Linked DNA regions of Mus musculus: region 2 is linked to region 1. Evidence: chromatin contacts called from ENCODE Hi-C or POLR2A ChIA-PET data. All regions are on one chromosome and are shown on one strand. The core of a region is the stretch at or near the end of the contact, and the rest is flanking DNA. Distances in the headings are between cores, read along the strand shown. Region 1 holds the start of Ppargc1a (peroxisome proliferative activated receptor, gamma, coactivator 1 alpha). Region 2 has its middle 36 kb from the start of Ppargc1a.

Region 1 (5,954 bases), core at 1,895-4,394:
AAAATGAGCATCCAAAGGAAAGCTAAAGCAGAAGCCAGCCCAGTGTGCCTCTGGTACTTCTAGAGCTCGGAAGGCATGGCTTTCTGGGTGATAGTTTTCTGCCATTTTTCTTTAACCACTCTCTCTAAGGGAGACTAGTTTAAAGAACCTTTAACCTTCAAGGAAAAAAAAATATGTATTTGAGTATAACTTCTGACAACCACTGAACACATAAAGTTAATTTGTTTTAGCATTCTCTATTTTGCTTTCCCTCCCTCACCCACCCTCTCCCAATCGTGTGTGTGTGTGTGTGTATGTGTGTGTATTCATGCTTACTCTTGCACTATGCTCAAAATAGTGTTTATGCTTGCCAGTGTTGACATTCTGATCAAATCAGTGCTTCTGACTGTGGCATGATCCTACTTATCAAAAACACATTCGTAGAAGCAATTTCTTCTGTGATTAATTCATATTTGGACTTGGACAACGCCAGACCTATCAGACTGAGCCGAGTACCTGTCCTTGTCTGACATGCTGATATTGATGGCTGCCCTGTGCATCTGTAACAGGTGTGTCCTGCCTCAATTACACAGATACCCTACAGCCACTTTGCAACTCTGAAAGCAATTTCACAACTGTAGCCTTCGTTTTTTACAATAAGGTTTAAGAGGCCAACACAATCTCTAAACACAAAAGGCTAATTATTGTATGTTATTTCACCCCAACAGACAGTCTTTTCCCTTAGTTAAGAAGCAGACAATAAATTAGCTTAACTGCATGGATGATAATGATTCATTATAATTAAGTATAATTCTCCATTAACCTTTCAGAGATTTTGGTGCCATTGATGGTAAATTTTAAAGAGAGAGAGAAGAGAGAGTCAGTGGACTTGGCAGCCTTAATTAAATTAATAAAAAACAGAAACTTAACTTGTGATAAAAACAGTAGTTGAACTGGGAGGTATGGAGGCAGGTAAGAATGACAGTCTTCGTGAAGAGTGTCAGGTGATCTGTCTCTATCAATCTTAGTAACCTTATTGTACATCCCCTCCATTAAGCTGTGAAATACCAGGAGACTCTGAGTAGCTCTGGTGGTTTGGGTTTTTATTAACCAATACACTGTCCTGTCATTATGTGTGAAAGGACATAATAGGTTTGAAGATGACAGCAAGCATTAATGATTCAAAAAAATGGAAGCTGCCCACACTACCTGCTGCTTGTAATATTTCGACAGGCAGGAATGATTCCCAGAGCCACAGGCTCGAAGGCACGGGTTTCTAGCAGCTGGCTGTCTACTATGCCGCACTAACTGAGACTCAATCTAAGGCTGGACGCTGAGCCCCTATCCCCAACTCCTTAAGAAAAACAAAGAAAGAACAAACTTAAAGCCATGGTTATAAATGGCTATGGCGTTTATTTGCAAACAATCACAGGAATTCTGACTAAGGCAAATCTTCCTCATCTCCTTTAGATCACAGCTCTTCAGTCTCTGAGCAGTTTCGGAACGATCCAAGAGGTAAAAATGAAAGTGATTCGAAGAGAGCTATGGTGCCAGCCAGACAACCACCCACGGGTTACGCTGGCTACTCCAACAATTAGGACTTTGAATCCACTTAGAACTCTGACTTCAATAGCCAAGGGACACATGAATTATCTATATCTATTCTGCCTTGCCAAGAAATCACAAGATAACAATAATTATAACCTGCAAATCCGATCTGCCAAAGCCTAGGGAAAGCAAACGGAGCCAACATCTGCAGACCCAGCAAAGAGTTAAGGACCCAGGGCACGCCTGGCTAGATAGGAAAAATGCATTCGCAGGCGGCCTCGCCAAATCATTTTCACTTTAGATGTGTATCACTGCACCACACGGACATCTTATTTAATCAAATCACGTGTGGCACTTGACCCTCCCCCTTACCCTACGTGCCCCCGCTACCGGGAGGAAGCACCATTGTTAGTTAGCAGCTCCGATCCTCCGCGCAATTCAATTCGGGTCCATCTCACCAGAGTCCACAAAAGTTTCACTTGTTTTCCAACTTGCTCAAACTTTCCCCGAGAACATTCCATTGTACTGAATGCAAACACGCTGAAGTCCTCTGGCCCCAGCTAGACTCCAGAGATTACGGGGAAACTGCTTGTGTTTTTTCCTCCCCTGTATGAATTGTAGCCAGCAGAGACTGTGGAATTGATGTATTGCGGTCTATTTTTACACAAGCAGTGAGCTGCTCCACACACGGTCTGCATAAACTCCATTCTCTCCCGGCTTCAGGCAGCTCTCCGTGGTAGAGAGATTTAACCGTTCGGTTTCTCGCCACAGAAGCAAACAGAAAGCTTTGGTCTCTTAAGGCTGGGATTTTTTTTTTTTTTTTTAACTCGCTAGCCAACCCTTTCAGCCGCACACAAGTGTTTTAAAGGAAACAGCACTGTCGTTTTGTGTTCTGTGGGAAAAGCAACCTAACTCAGACCCAGCAGGAATATTTAGGGTCTTGTAAATTCTCTGTTTAATGAACAGAGAGAGGAGGGCGGAAAAGATAAATCCTGACGAGAGTCAAAACGGACTCTCTTTTTAACACAATTCATTTTAATGTTTATCTTCATTTTCTTATAAATAGAAATGGCATTTTTCCAAGCAGGCCACTGAACACTGGAAAGACTTCAGCTCCTGATTCATATCAATATCTTAGAGCATAAATATTGCATATGAGTAGAAACAGAGCCAAAGGCACATGGAAAGAGTTTCTAACTGCTACAGATACTGATGACAGCAGCTAAGCTTTGATTTGCTCAAGGCATCTCCGAGCCACCTTAAAATAGCAAACTTATTGGAGTTAAGATAAGATGGAGATTTCCCCCTCCAAAAGCTCCCGCTGAGCCACTTTCTATGTCCCCTCCTCTCCCCTAGCCCATCCCCCCCCCCCTCCAGGAATCATTGCATCTGAGAGAAGCTCCGGTCCTGCAATACTCAGCCCCAGCTCACCTCTATGTCACTCCATACAGAGTCTTGGCTGCACATGTCCCAAGCCATCCAGCTCCCGAATGACGCCAGTCAAGCTTTTTCAACTCCAATCCACTCTGACACACAGCACACACTCATGCAGGCAACCAGCCCCTTACTGAGAGTGAACTGAAGGCACCTGTCTTACTACAGTCCCCAGTCACATGACAAAGCTATTAAAAAGTAGGCTGGGCTGTCACTCACCCAGCCTCCCTTCTCCTGTGCAAGCTTGCTGCACAAACTCCTGACGTCACTCCAAGGCAGCCCTCTGCCTCAGTGAAGTAACGCTTAGAGAGAGAGGAAAAAAAAAATAGAAGAAAGAAAAGGAAACACTTGGCCTTTGGGAGGCTTCAAGCATCACACTGTGACTGAAGCCAGCTTTGAATGCCACCAACTCTAAACCGGAGCCCTGCTCACATAATAACTCAAATCTCCTGCAATCTTTTTTTTTTAAATTTATTTTCCATCCAAAACAGGCAAATAGCAAAGATCCCCTGTTACTGACACAGTAACTACACCCTTGCCTAAAATGTGTGTGCTTTAAGAAATGGTTTCCAAGTAGCCCCAGACTCAGCTTGGAACTGAAGCAAGCGCTCCTCATGTGATACATTTTCATGAGATTCTTTTTTTTCCCTCCCTATTAGAGGAGTGTTTGAAGGCAACACCCCCGATTTTCTTTCTCTCTCTCCTTTCTTTCCTTCCTTCCTTCCTTCCTTTCTTCCTTTCTTCCTTCCTTCCTTCCTTTCTTTCTTTCTTTCTTTGTTTCTTTCTTTCTTTCTTTCTTTCTTTCTTTCTTTCTTTCTTTCTTTCTTTCTTTCCATGTTTAGTCAACAAAACCGCCACATTTGTTTAGGTCTAAACAAATTTCTCTACCCCAAATCAGCTGTCTCCTTGGCAGTAGAGAATGCAGTCTCCTAAACTGTTACTGCAGTTTGCCTTGCTCCTTGTAAAGCAAGCAAGCCACAACACCCTAGACTCTTGGGTTCCCCCTCATGATTCTTTCCGTGGATCTCATAGGCTCCCAGAAAACAAATGCTAGAAAATACAATTGCTGCTGCCATCCCTGAAACAGCTTAGCTACTCACCTGCCCCCACCCCTTATTTCTTTTCTCATATGTAGCACAGTCTTCCTCATGGCTTCAGGGTGCCTTTTTGAATAAACATTGGACTCCAACCCTAGTGCCTTGGGCTGTACAGTTTGTTTTTGAAATCAAGAATGTCCAGGGAATGAAGGAAAAACACTGAAATGGTATCAGCAGAGATACTCATTTCTTGAGCTTTGCTTACTAATACTTTTTTGTCGTTCCTGAGTCAATGAGGGGTAATGCAGGTGCCACTGTTTTTCCTGTGACATTACAGACAGAGGACATAACCAACTCTCAGCACTTTCCATAACACTTGGGTGCTCAGACTTAACCCTTCCAGGCCCAGTGAGAAATGCACAGGGGACCTTTGAAAACATATTTTCACAATACCTCAAACCCCACAGACTCAAAAACCAGCTCATTTCCTTTACTTGACAGTAATTTAGAAGAAGAAAAAAGTCCCTATGCATCTAAATATAATTTATAAAGCACCATTCATTTAAACTCCTATTCCACTGAGGTTAATTTAATGTGCTCTTTATTTTCTCTCCCCTTAGAAGGAAAACATTGGTGACTTCTCTCAGTCTGACTTTATATAGTCAGTTACTAATACAGTAAAGTGAAAGAAAGAAATGCAGCGAGCGTGCACACACACACACACACACACACACACACACACACACACACACACACACAAAGCCCACAAGCTTGCTGTTTGCTTCAGACCCCGTATAAGGGGTCTGTTTGCTTGGATGTCCACAACTAGTAGACAGGGAATATGGTAATGAAATCGACAGTTTGTCAATAAGTGAACAGAACAAGATGGCCAACAGCTTTGACATTCTAAATTAGGTGAATATACTTCACTGCTACAACTGTCCTCTTCCAAACATCAGAAAGGTATTATTCATTTAATTTTCTAATTCAGAGAGAGAGAGAGACAACCCTGGGATCATTTTCTACATGCAATTAGTAGCCTTACTCTGTACTCCCACAAAGAAACACTAATTTTTCTTGCCAATTAGATTTTTACTTAATGTAAAACTTCAGTAAACTATTAAAATTCAGGACAAAGGTCATGGGCTCTACTTTCCACACAGTCAACTGTGAAATAATGCTGGCCACTTAGCTATAAAGAGTCGATGTTTATTCATCATTATCAAGCAATCCTGGCATCCTGATGGTAACTGATACTTTGGTTTCTCTTTGTCATCCATTAGGCATCCACCATACTTTTTCAAACCTCATGCACACCTCTTCTTACAGATGGTTGCTTGCACTAGATAACTCTGCATTATTGTTTTGATATCTTAACTTGCTCACACTGAATTGTGGCAGGATTTTCTTTTTCTTTGCTTTGAAAAGATAATTTCTTTCTTTCTTTCTTTCTTTCTTTCTTTTTTTGCCACCTAATTCTACTTTAAAAAAAGAAAAGAAAAGAAAAGAAAAGAAACTAACCCAGCACATCCATGAAGCTAATGATCTGCTTAAAACAGCCACTCTGTCCTCTACCTTCATAAAAAGGGGTATGTGAAGCTAGAGAGAGCACAGGGCTGATGAACACAGACACGCTGCCCTCTTCCCCTTGTGTTTCTGCTGCTATAGAAGTCCATTTTAAACTGATTTGTAGAGTGAATGAGAATACCTTCTACTTGTTTCTTGGGCCTCAAAATTACAACTCTAACAAGAAGGATATTTTAGAAGTCTTATCATTTGCTTAATTAACTCTTCAAATTAAAAGTCCTCTTCTGTCCAGCTTTTTGCTCTTCTCAAGAGAATTTAAATTGTTAGTTGCTCACCAACCTTGGATTTTTCTGTCTCCCCAGGCAGTTTCTATATTTAATTTTCTCTCTGTCTTGACTCCTGTTGCTCTCTCTCTCTCTCTCTCTCTCT
Region 2 (6,474 bases), core at 3,849-6,348, 38 kb after region 1:
AGATACTTGCTCGTGGGAGATGTCCCAAGCCATTTTCAGGCACTGGAGTTTGGAGGAAGGACAGTTTAGTAATTGTTCATAGAGGTATCAACTTACCAGAAGCCCCAAGGAAAGTCTGTGTCTTTATGTCTTTTCTTAGAAAGACCTCCAGGTCCAAGGCTCTTGGATACTCTCCCTTCTATACACAGACTTCTCTGCAGCAGCACACTCAGGCGGGACCAATTTCCTCATGGGGTTGCTCGCTGAAGTTCCACCTTTCCTGATAGCATCAGAGTGCACAGGGAACAGGACCATTCTCATGCTGCATACACAGCTCTCATCTAATACCCCGGCCCTGTCCCCGTCCAAACACCACAAAGAAAGAGGGTGCTCTCTCCCCATTTCTTATCTTTTATAGAAGCATCGATGTGTGCCTGGTGTGTAAGACCAGAACATGTCAACTTCAAACAAAGCACATTAGGTTTTCTACAGTACAGGCAACCTGAAAGATGGAAAGGCTTAGAACACAAACCTCCGAGTGTCCTCAGAAGAAATATAAAAGTGACATTTTCTCCTGCTAAAACACAGAGCAAGAAAAAACTAAATATAAAAAGCATTTTCTTTTTTAATTAACTTTTCCTCAAAATTCTCTACATATGAGAGTGATCTCTTGCTGACCCTTTGTCGGCTGGAGGAAACAATTATTTTGGTCACTGAAAAAGCCATGTTTACCAATGAACTGTCATTATCAATCAGTCTAGGTTTCCCTGAACTAAATACAAAAATTGAACAGGAGAATAAATCGGTAAGCGAATAAATTGTCTGCACACCAATCCCCGCAGGCCATGTGTTTATAAGTCAACAGCTTAAAATGAAAACATCTGACGAAGGTAATACACCTGCTAGAAGAACATAAAACACCAAACCCAATGGTAAAATAGAAAGATTAGAAAACCTTTTAAAGGCACCATCAAAGCAAACTATTAAATGAATACATCTGCTCAGTGCTAGAGTCTGGTTTATAAGTGCCACTCAAAATGAAAGAGATTTAGGACAAACATTTCATGAAAGGATATGAAAGGCCATGAAAAGAACATGTCTGGAGGATGATGAGAGGAAATGGAATGGATTCAGTTAAAAAGAAGAATTGACCTCAAGCCTCGAGCCCAGGACTCGAATGGAAGGGTTTATGGTTCTAGTGTTCACTGAAAGAGGAAAGAGAACACAATCGTTTCTCACCTCCCACTTAACATTTTAGTTTTAGTCTACAGGCAAAGGGGAGTGTGTGATCCTGTTAGTGCTTGGTAGCTTACCTGTAGTAAAATCTATTAGTTAAAAGGAAGAAAAATTCAAATTACATTAATAAAAAGTAAAAGAATCCTTCAGTGAAGATTAGATCCCATAAAACCAACACCTAAGATACCACAGAAGCAGGCAGAAGGGACCAGTGTCATTGAGCATGCTTGTGTCTCCCCCTGACCTGCTAGAGTTTGATTTTCATTGTGGTGTGTTTCCGTTTGCCTTTCCAGCCTCTCTTACTTATTAGTGTCTTGCCCCTTGATTGCCAGTGTTCCCTGAAATGTAATACTTTCCCCCACTTTGCTGTGCTGCTCAGTCTTCCTTGAAGACGCACTGCTACTCGGGGCTTTCCCTGTATCTGCGCACTGTTAGCTGCAACATCTACAGCTCTACTGCAAACCACACCCATCATAGCCTTGGAGCTAGCTGCCTGCTGACCAAACCGCCAACATCCTCAAGATCCAGGGCCATAAAATACACTATAATGGACTTTAATTTCCTCCCCATCATCATCTGCTTCCCCATCCAAGCTGTCTCTATCAGTTGAAAAGAACACTATATACCCTAAACAAGAATGTCACTGCTGCTAACCCAGCATTCTGAAATCTTTGCCTTCCTCACCATTCCATTATTACTGATTTTATTTAGGCTAAGTGAGGTCCCCCAATCACAACTCTGGCCTCACAACACCTTGGCATACATTACTTCCATGCCTCCATATTAACCTAAAGACCTCCTAACCCTGGTCATGGGGTCTTATTTGAGCTGGCCCCACCTATATTTTTTCCAGTCAGAACTCCTTCCACTCTGTGCTTCCAAATTTCTAACTAGGGCCCAACATCTAGATCTCTTTTCCTGGCTTTCACTCAAGCTTCTCAGAAATCCTTTCTGGGCCATCTCTCCTTATCTATCACTCTTCTTCCTAGAGGAATCACCCAGACAAATTTCTTTCAGGAAGCCTCACTGACTCCTGGAGAATAAGATCCCTCCTGACTCAGAGCCCTTTGGGTGTCTAATGCTTCAGTCCACTACTGCCTAATATCTCTGTCTCCCCATACCCAGACTCATCAAAAGCAGGGGTTCTCTATTCATTTGAACACCTTCAATACACATAATAGATAGTAGTTATTCAGTCCAGGCTATGTCTTATAGTACACATACATCTTACATATAGTTATCTTAAAGTCTATGATATCTCCTTAAAGTAAAATCCTCCTATAGACATGCTTAAAAAGAAAATGCCCATGGCTCCTTTGTTTCTTCTTTCTACTTTGTTTTGTTTTGCAGTAAGGGAAGAGGGTAATTGGATCTGTTTCACCTTTTCTTGAAACCAATCTAATTTGAGCTTGAATTTAACCCAATGTTCTAATAATATACATTGTCAGTCCTCCCTGAGCCTGTCATATTAAAACTCTGTCCTCATTGTTTTATATGTCCGAATTAATTTATTGTCACATCAGCCTCTGCTAGTGTGAGGTCTGGGCATTACTATACCCACCCCTCATCTATACAAACTAAAGCATTGAGAATAACATATCCAAGACCACATAAACCAAGCCTTATGGAATCTTAACCCAACCCAAGTCTTTCAATTGTACCACACTTCTCTCAATTGAAAAGCACATTATAAAGCTTTACTTTCAACTCATGGAACAGACTTCCATTCTCTCTACTAAAACATTTGTAAGAATAATCAGCAGTATGGAAACAGACAACCAATCAAAACATGCCTAGCAACTATGCGACGGCAATAATGAATTCTTTAGTTCCTGGACATTGAAACAACCAAAGATGTTCCAAGATTAGGTGGTACTGTGACATTATGAGCAGATTCAGATAGCCTCCCAAGCAGCTATTTACCATCTAGTGTTGGGTATTTGACAAGTGGTTCTGCAATAATGGTGAGCCACAGCTGAACAGTAACCCCAATCTGATTTATCTGGTTTAGGATATATGGATTATTCTTCTTGGGTATATTTAATAGAATTTCCATAGAGGGGAAATGCTATTTCCGGCAGAGAAATTGAGGCAGGAAAATTATTCTGTGCCCTCAGCTAGTCTTCCTAAACATATGACTTAAGACAACACAAAAATTGGATTTAAGTGTTGTGTCAAACAGGGAAATGCACAGAGCACCCCTGCATAAAATGATGCTATGGTATGGTGCCCACAGCATGAGACCAGGTGCTGTGCAAGGTAGGAAGAAGGCTTGGATACGTTCTTCAAGATGAAAACATGAAATCCTTGGATTGTGCTCACATCATAGTGCACGAGTGTTAACCCAACATCTAAGGATGCAGGCTGAGTTAACCACAAGTCTTTGTGATAGAACTTCATGTGCGATTTCGGAGCCAGAGCTGAGTTTCCCGGGACAACAGGGATGACTCTCAAAGCTGCTGACTCAAAGCTATCCTAGACTCCCATGCAGTCCTTGCTGGAAGTGATGCTGCCCTGCTGGGGCTGCATGTGAACATAGCTAGATGCCAACAACAGGTTCAGTACCAGCTATTTGTAGACAGGAAATACCTGTGTGTGGAAATCAGTGTGTGGAAGGGCCAATGCTTAGAATGGCTTTGATGTCAATGGAAAAGGGCTGAGACAGTCCCAAGGTTGAATCCTCCCAGAAACGACAACATTTCAATCAAGGATTCACATTTTGCTGCCTTCTTCTATGGATCATTTTCCTAGAGATAATAACAATAACTGGAATAATGAGGAGGCTAACACCTGACACCTTTTACTGAGCATTCATTTGCCCTAGACTAAGTCTTTACAAGGCTCTTCTCATTAAATCTTTTTAATAGCCCTATGAGGAAGATATTAGTATTGTTCCACTTTATAGCAGAGTGTTAAAGAGGCCCTAAGCTCATCAAAGAAGCATTCCTACTATGGCTATGGAACACCTTTCACAAGTTTACCAGCCTCACTGTCTGTCATTCTAGCATACTTTATTTGTATGTTAGCACCTTGCACGGCTTCCAAGGATAACATCAGAATTTTCATCCAGACACCCTGCTTTATTTACTTTTATGGCTCCAAACCAGATTTGAAGTTTCTTTTCTATTCAGACTCAAAGACCATTTATTTTGTTGCACCTGGCTTCAAACACAGCAAAATCCTTCTCTGCCCCGTGAGTGACTGTGAATGCCATTTTTGATGGCACAGTCCTTGCAGGGCTGCCTATCATTGTGCTTTCCCAGATGCACTCGGGGGCAAAATATAAATAATAAATAACAGCAATTCCTGTGTTTCTTTTGCACCATCTAAGATGCCAATCATATGGTGGGGTGTAACGCCCTCTCAGCTATGACATTTAGGTACAAGGCTGAAGGGCTATTTCTTTGGCTAGGACTGCCATTCAGTTCTCTAGTATCATAAATACCAACCTTAACCCCAACAAAGGCACAACATTTTATCAGTACGAGGCAGAAGAAAAGAAAGATTTTGATACATGAACAACTATCACCACTGATTTAGAAAAAAAAAAAGTTAAAAAAAAAAACATATACCACACAAGCTTTTGAACAAAATAAATTGTGTCCCAAAGCCCACCCAAATGGGGAACCTGTGGAATTTTTCAGGATTCAAGGGACTTTTCTGCTTTTCTCCCCTTTCTCCCCTAACCAGGCTCTTAAGGGGTCAAATTCCTACGGGATCGTAATCTGAGAAGTAATGAGTTAATGTAAACTGTACAGTTCAGTCAGTGATGTCTTTGGTAATTGTCACATGGACCCTGTAATCTGTCTCATGCTGTCAGCACTGGGTTAGTCATAATAATATCACATAAGAACGTTCAAAGTGACACACTAACCAACATGAGAGTCGCATGACTCGCTGGCACGGCTACTGCCCTTCAGCTGAACTTTGGCTTAGAACGTAAGGCTCCCAGAGGCAGCCAGCACATGCCACCGCGTGGAGCATTCAGTGGCATTTTCCGTTGCTATGGCCTCTGTTGCTCCACCATCCCAGGGGAGGACAACTGAGGCTGAGTTCTGGAGAGTCACCTGCACTTCCACACCTCTGGCGCTAGCAAAGAGGGACTTGCAGCTGTGGTGGCTGCCACCTTTGGAGTGCTGGGACTCTGTGTCCCTTCCACACTTGATTAGTTTTGCAAATGTGTGTGTAGCACGTTATGCCAAGTGCCACAGCAGGGAAACTCGGACCCCCAAAGGGAGTTTGTGCTGGAAGAGGTAGGGAAAGAATGTGACTCTTGGCTAAGAGGACACAAGCCAAGGGCAGGAAAGGGGGTTGGTGAGGGAGGAAAGCAGCCACTCTGGGTGGAAGGTTACTCCACACTGCTTTGGTATATTGACTTTTCTGTATCCACCCCCCTACCACCACGTGTTTGGGGTTTTTTTTTTTAAACCTACAACATGTTTTAGATTTTTTTATTTGCAGACTCACATATTTTTAAAGAGAATCAAAGAAGTAAAGACTAGTAGAAGGAGAGTAGGAAGGTGACCCGTTCAACTTACTCACTGGTTCATTCACAAAGCAGAGAGCAGAAAGGAAGTGGAGGGCTGTCATCTGACATTGGATTTGAGAACATTTATTGGCTGTGTGCCTCTGGCGTACTTACCTAACGTCTTTTTCTAAGCTTTATCCTCTGCAGTAAAATAGAAAAATAATACTTAATTTACAAGGCTGTTAAGAAGATAAAAAGAGGCGATGCGTGCTAAGTGCCAGCAAGTGATAGGTGTGAGGATCCTGGGGAGGAATGAGGATCCTTGTTGTCAGATATACCCAGTTACAAAGCCTGGCTGCACCACTCATTAGCATGTGACCTCACCTTGCAGAGCTCCAATGTCCTAGCACAAAATGGGGAAAACAAAACACAACTGTCAGAGGTCTTAAAAGAAGTCACGGAGACCAAAGTCCCAGTGTTGGAAATAGAGAGACAATAACGACCGGTTATAATAGCATAGGCAGAAGGTAAGGAAAGAAAAAGAAGGTGATCTATTCATGCAATCAACAAATGGAAATCTCAAGCAGTACAATGCTGTACAGAATATATAAATAAGAGCTCGAGGCAGTGATCAATAGATCAAAAGATTTCGAAGGAAATCTAAGTACAGGAGAGTAGACAGCACAGGGTATCTCCACAGGGACCAAGGTCAGATCATTTGATGGGAATTTCCCTGTGTATTCTCCTTCCTATGAGGGGGGTGATACCACTCCTCTAGGCTAAAAAAATAA

What was found. A loop is a pair of places that touch in the nucleus more often than their neighbours do. ChIA-PET counts read pairs that join two places held with the same protein, here RNA polymerase II (POLR2A).
Region 2: a loop to region 1 is called in a map of heart, with 3 times the contacts of the local background. The contact joins the enhancer-like site here to the promoter of Ppargc1a in region 1. A Hi-C loop is called at or near these places in 7 of 37 maps with a recorded cell type or tissue (adrenal gland, gastrocnemius and heart). POLR2A ChIA-PET finds 5 or more read pairs at or near these places in 1 of 5 experiments (Patski).

What each region holds. Positions count from the first base shown.
Region 1 is chr5:51,550,777-51,556,730 of GRCm38, forward strand. Ppargc1a (peroxisome proliferative activated receptor, gamma, coactivator 1 alpha) reads right to left here and starts at 3,145. Exons shown (of 13, transcript NM_008904.2): 1 at 2,959-3,145. The coding sequence starts at 3,006.
Region 2 is chr5:51,586,558-51,593,031 of GRCm38, forward strand. It overlaps a transcript of Ppargc1a not described here. Among named protein-coding and RNA genes, the nearest start is that of Ppargc1a, 36 kb to the left of the region's middle. Within about 2 kb of position 5,099, at least 1 of the 3 ENCODE cell types and tissues checked has a DNase peak (open chromatin) inside an H3K27ac peak, as active enhancers do; it is heart, where a contact is called at or near this core.